2 separate regions of the Mus musculus genome follow, and region 1 is linked to region 2. A link is a contact called in ENCODE Hi-C data. All regions are on one chromosome and are shown on one strand. Each heading gives the region's core, a stretch centred on a gene start or an enhancer-like site at or near the end of the contact. The rest is flanking DNA. Distances are from core to core; before and after follow the strand shown.

Region 1 (3,078 bases), core at 88-2,587, 1.7 Mb before region 2:
GATGGCTTGGTGACCGGTGACCATTAGCTGGCAGCCAAGGTACCTCCCACAGGGATGGGACTACAAGGAAGCTCCCTTTGGCTCTTCTGTCACCATGTGGCCTTCCGTCTGCTGGCTGCTGTGCTTAGGCTTGCCCACCAGCTGTTGCCCTCCACACCCTCCTGCCACACTCTGGGTCTTATCTGTCTAGTCCCAGATGGGTGTGTGAGGTAGCATGAACCTGAATTTGTATAAGTCCCAGATGGTCAATGGGTTACCGATGTCCTATGACTTGCTGGGGATTACATGCCTATGAAAGAGCAGAGCTGGCACTCAGACCAGGATCTTCTGTCCCCACACCCTGTCTTTGGGTAGGAATGGGCTCTGTGGGAAAATCAACTGATGAAACAAGACAAGGGATGACCAAAAGGAGAGAGATGAGGATGCAGGTCATGTTGTACTTAAGTGAAATTTAACTTGTGGGCAAATGGCTGGGAATTTCTCAACTACAAGATAGTTTCCTTTGTTTCCCCCTAGGGATAGCAGAAAAGCACAACTGTCCTCGATGGAGAGGAAGAACCTTGTTACCTTGACTGTGGGCCATTTCTTGACTGAACTAGGGAAGGTGATACGGCTAACCTATTGAGCCTGTCCTCAAACTCCTGCAATCTTGTCTCCACATCCTGAGGGCTTGCATTACAGGTCTGAGCCACCACATACCTGGCTGTCACGTTTTTTTATACAGGTTGGCCATTACCATAAAGGACATATGCCTTTGGGATGTGAATGCAGGCAAAGGGGTCTTATGCTCAGAACTTAGGCAACTCCCCATCATCCCCATCCATGGCCAGTAGGCTCTCTTCCTAAACCACCAGTCAGACGCTAGCTTTGGGAGTGGAGGCCCATATTCTAGGCCTGATGCCTCTGCCTGAAAGGTGCTGTCCAGAAAGCTCTTTTACCTTCTGAGTAGCCACCGGAGGCTTCCCACTTGGTCTCCTGCATGGCCTGCAGCAGTGACTGAACAGATGCAGACGCTCCGGAATCTTAACTGACAGACTAAGGAGAGCATCAGGCGAATGCTGTCCTTCCTCAGGGTCGCATGCCACTAAAGAGCCTTTGTCAAAGACATGAAGTGTCTAGGAGGGGTGAGCACTGCTGGCCTTTAGCTTCCATCCCTGATGGCTGTCCCCTTTCTGTCCTTTACCTGCAGTGACAGCAGTCTCCAAGGCTTGTCTTGCCACACAGCCTAGTTTCCTGCCCAGAATCAGTGAGTAGGAGAGGTTTGGGAGGTCTCTTCCTGACAGTAACAGCTGCCACATAGCATGAGCTCATGGTTGTTACAACACAGGCATGTGACCTACAGCAGTGCAGCTGAGTGTGCCTAGGAGCCTGACAGCCCTGAGTGGTGAGGCTGAACCACACTCAGGTCCTCTACTGCTATGGCTAAGTTTCTGTCAGGGATTCATGTGGCACCAAGTTGAATCACCACTAAAAAGATCACAGGCAAAAGGCTCTGCCTTTTGGCCAGTGGCTCTAATACTCTTCTGTGCCTCTTGTATAGCACAAAACATCCCGCTCTCCAGCACTGCTGACATTCAGAGTTAAGAACCCTTTAATGCTCTAGATTTTCATGCTTTCTGACAAGACATCTTAGCCAATCAAACATGGTACAGACAGGAAGCAGAATGAATGCTCAGGTTCTCAGAGCATTGAATGCAGAGGACTCTGATCAGGCTGTGTGGCAGGCAAGGCGTCACTCTGCTCTTAATCCCAGTCAAGTGACTGCTCACAAGACTTCAGTAAGTCTCCATGACTGAGACGGAAGCTCCAAAGGGCACCAGACTTTTCTATGAGCATAATGTAAGGTGATTAACAGAGCTTCACAATCAGCCCTGGAAAGATTTGAAGATATGACACAGCCAGACGCTTTAGAGAGCAGAAAAGTCCAGCTCACCACACTTCCCTATGGCTGGGTTCGTGGCATTGTGCGGGCTAATGAAACATGGACTTATTTGCCAGTGTCAACCACTGGAGGAATAGGCTCAGAGGACTGATGTTTATTAGGGTGTCATGCCCCGATGGGAACTGGCTCTGACACTCTCTGCTTACCTTCCCCCATTTAGAAGTCTGCTCCCATCTGACCAGGTCTCACCAGCACCCTGCCAACCGTCTCCCATAAAAGTGCTACAGAAACGGATTCTGAAACCCTGCCTAAAACCTAAAGCTAAGTGTGGGCAGGCACCGACCCCAGCGTTGCTTTCATCTGCATCTATCCCTGTCATAATATTCCTGAAGTATCACCCAAAGGCTTCCGAGGTAAAGGCTTGGCCTTCAACTGCAATATCATATCATTGAGAGGTGGCTGTACAATGAGTGTTGCCTTAATCAATGAATTAATCCAAAGATCAGTTAATAACTTTGATGGCGTTATTTGAAGGTTATAGAAACTTCCAGAAGAAGGGCCTACTTGGAGGAAGTAGATCATTGGGAATTTCACTGTATGTTTTGGTTTGTCTGTTTTTCTTCTCCCTCTCCCCACCACCCTTCTTTCTCTGTGTTGCCCCAATATGTGTCCTCCTATTCGTGGGCATGTACACATGGAGGCTGAAGTTGTCAGAGCTTTGTCAACTTTGGCACAGCCTAGAGTCACCTGAGAAGGAAGTCTCAATTGAGGAACTGCTCAGGTCCAGTTTGCCTATGGGCATGTCTATGAGGCATTTCTTTTTATTACTAATTTATGTAGGAGGTCCCAGCCCACTGTGGGCAGCACCATCCTCTGGGCTGGTAGTCCTGGGCTGTAAGAGAGCCAGTTAAGTATGAGCCTGTGAGGAATACAGCAAGCAGCATTCCTCCATGGTTTCTCTTTCAAGTTCCTGCCCTTAATTCCCCAATGACGGGCGGTGATCTGAAAGCATGAACCAAATGGTCCTTTTCTCTTGGTCAGTGTTTTATCACAAAAGCAGAAAGGAAATGAAAACAGGTCTTCCCCTCCATTGCTTTCCACATCGTTTTCTGAGCCAGGGTCTCTCACTGCTCATCACTTGTTTAGTCCACCAAGCTAGCAAGCTCCAGGATATGCCTGTCTCTGTGCTCCCTCCC
Region 2 (3,051 bases), core at 344-2,843:
TTGATCCAGCGACAACAAAAATATGTGTGTGTGTGTACAGCTATGCACATTCATTCATCACTTGGTTGAACTTCTTGTTCTCTCTTTAACAGTCACCATCTATGTTCCATGCTCTCTGGTGGTCTAGACCTGAATTGTCCTCTTACTAGCGAGAAAAACACCTTAACTCATTACAATGGCTCATGCAGCTGTTTTTAACTCGATCATAAAAGGCATCAATATTGTATATGCTATTAAAGGGAATACATCTGGGACATTTGCGTTCTGGTTTTAACATTGGGTAAACTGAGTCCTGGGGATATAAAAGTGACTTGGCCAAGGCCAGAGTGACTCAGGGACAGAAGGCTGAGTGATATGGAATTGATAGTGTTAGGCTGAACCCCTGCTCTTCCCCTGTACAAGCTGGGAAACCCAGTCTACTCTCCTTCCCTGATCCCCAACCGCGGAGTGAAAACTCCACCTCTGTCTTGGAGAAAACTCCGGGCTAACATGTCAGCATTTCCTGGAACCCACCCAAGAGTGGCTGCCAGGGGATCAGTTTTTAACCAGGTATGGGCAACAACCCCATCTCCTAACCAACAAGTAATCACTCCTCACCAAAACTCTATAAAGTCACGTTGCTTAAACCTGGGTGTTTGACTTCACTGACCTCCACCTGTGAGACCAGCGAACTCCCCTTAGAGCTGCCTCCTGATAACTATGCCTTTACCTACTTTTAATCTGGTCTAATCTGGCCTATGTGTTGGTCACCATAGGAAACGCCTATCGGATCCAGTTACCATTCCAACGTGTTTTTGGGTTGTGAATTTTTTTTTAATGCAGCATTTTTTTCTTGGGGTAAAAATGTCTTCAAACCTCAGATTCATTAGTTTACTTTTTTTTCCTTCCTCTTATTCTCTGCCTACTACCACTACTTCCTTCTTTAGATATCGTTTGTCATTCCATTATTTTCTTTTCTTCAGTGAAAACGTGTTAGAAATATATTGTATACACTCTTAAAATTGGAAAAAAAAAATCCATCCACAACTCCAGTGCTAGACAATTCTCTTTCTTTTAGCATGTTGTAATTGTTTTTTACCATACATTGATCCATTTTTCTCTTAGTGAAGCCATTATGACTAGGCTAGTTTATATACTGACAGTTTTATTTTCCAGGTGATTATCAGCCTTTTTTGTCCTTGCAAATCTTTGCTTCATACTGATACATGTTAATTTGGGGCTATATCCGAGGGCTACTGAAATCGTTTTAAAAATCTGCTATATTCCAACGGCCCCTGGAACAGTCCATACTTCCAGACAAAAGAGGATGCTGTATAAGGACGTGTTTGCTCCAAGTGGACACTAAAAACACAGACTTGGGTTTCCCACCTGTCAAAACGTCTTTGTGGCTGAGAAGGGAGCTGTGTAACTTGTGTGGGGTCAGTGGGTCATGGATAACTTTGGGTTTCTTGTCCTCCTTAAAGATGGTCCTCTTCATTTGGCTCCGCTGTGCCGCTCTCGGCTCGCCTCGTTGGAGCCGCCAGGGGGCGCTGTGGCCCGGGAGCGTGGCGGCGGCGTATCGCAGACCCTCCCCCTGCGTGCCGGCACCGCCCTTTCCCAGGCTCCTTTGCGGGTAAACAGACATGGCCGGCGAGGGAGATCAGCAGGACGCTGCGCACAACATGGGAAACCACCTGCCGCTTCTGCCTGGTAACCTCCGGGACGGGCGCCTGGCCGTGGGTGGAGACCGAGGACCGGGGCCGATCCCGCAGGGAGGACGGGGACAGCTACTCGGGCGCAGCGGCCGGTGGGAAGCCTCCCGTGTGAGCCTCGCCCTCCGCAGCTCTGCGCTTTCCTCCCGGCCTGTCTCCTGGGCTGTCGGGGATGTTGGGGCCACGGACTTTGGTTTCCCAGAGCAGGGACCCCCATTCCTTTCCATCTTTCTCCCAAGCCGGCCTCCCTGAAAATTTTGTGGGAGTAGGCGAAGTTGAGAACCGGGTGACATTAGCAGCCGTTACTTTTCCTGCTCATCTGCTTTCTCATAAGACTGACAGCTAACATGCAGTAGGCATTTGCACGTCGTGGGCCCCGCAGTGAATGCTTTGCGTGCATTTCTGCTTTTATTATTACACCTGTCATCTGTCCAGAGCCTTGCTTATGGAGGAGAAACTTATCGACGGGTTGTTAAATGTATACCATCCAGTGACGTGGAAGGTCACACAGTTGCAGATAGGGCTGCGCGGTGTACTGATCTGCCACCACAGCTGGTATCTCTTAGCTATCTCTCTGTGGAGGTAGTTATTTAGCGGTTTTTCTCAGGTCTGCAAATAATATGCCTACTTTTAGGGTACTCAGGAGAACGGTATTACCGATTTCTCCTGCTTACTTTATGCCTTTATGGTTTATGACAACTTATGTTGCAGTATTGAATGCTGAAAGTGGATGAACTAGTGGTACGGACTGTTCTTAGAATGCTGTAGAAACACAGACTATTGCCAGAGCCTTTTGGTTGTAGTTAAAAGCCATGCAGTCTGTTAACCTTGTTTGTAGGAAAAACATCAGTCGGCTACTTTTAGGAGGGTCACAGTTAGGATAAGGCTATTGAGAATAATTACAATCACAGGTGCAGTTCATTTAGAGCCATATAAGCAACTGCTGCTGGGTGTACTGGGTTTGTGTTTTTTGCTGGATTGGATACCAGGCACTCCCAAATCCTCTGAGCTATGTCTCCAACTCCTGCTGTGATTTTCATGGGTAGGGATTATTGTGGGATTTGAAAATCTTGTGATGGAGATTCACTTAGGGTTCATTTGTGGACTAGGTTAGTCCTACATTGTTGAAACCGTGCATCCTTAGTCATTTCAGTTAGGAACTTTTTTGTGTGGGGTGTGAAGAAATAATTTCAGGTTTCAGTTTGTTGCCTCAGAAGGTGTGCTTCAGGTGTGAATGTGTTCCTTGGTGGTAGTGTAGACAGAAGAAGAAATGCTGGGTGCAGGGCCAGTGCATAGAAAGCACCTTTTCTGTAAGCCACTGGTTATTGAGCTGTACTCGCGGCAGTTCCTAAAGGTGATC

Evidence for each region. A loop is a pair of places that touch in the nucleus more often than their neighbours do.
Region 1: a loop to region 2 is called in a map of T-helper 1 cell, with 6 times the contacts of the local background. The contact joins the enhancer-like site here to the promoter of Crbn in region 2. A Hi-C loop is called at or near these places in 2 of 37 maps with a recorded cell type or tissue (T-helper 1 cell and T-helper 17 cell).

The regions. Positions count from the first base shown.
Region 1 is chr6:108,526,435-108,529,512 of GRCm38, reverse strand. The region is part of intron 60 of Itpr1 (inositol 1,4,5-trisphosphate receptor 1); the gene reads right to left. It overlaps Gm44040 (a long non-coding RNA gene), which reads left to right. Exons shown (of 2, transcript XR_003956493.1): 1 at 1-350; 2 at 517-3,078. Among named protein-coding and RNA genes, the nearest start is that of Gm44040, 7.8 kb to the left of the region's middle. Within about 2 kb of position 1,337, at least 1 of the 3 ENCODE cell types and tissues checked has a DNase peak (open chromatin) inside an H3K27ac peak, as active enhancers do.
Region 2 is chr6:106,798,629-106,801,679 of GRCm38, reverse strand. It overlaps Crbn (cereblon), which reads left to right and starts at 1,593. Exons shown (of 11, transcript NM_175357.3): 1 at 1,593-1,689. The coding sequence starts at 1,623.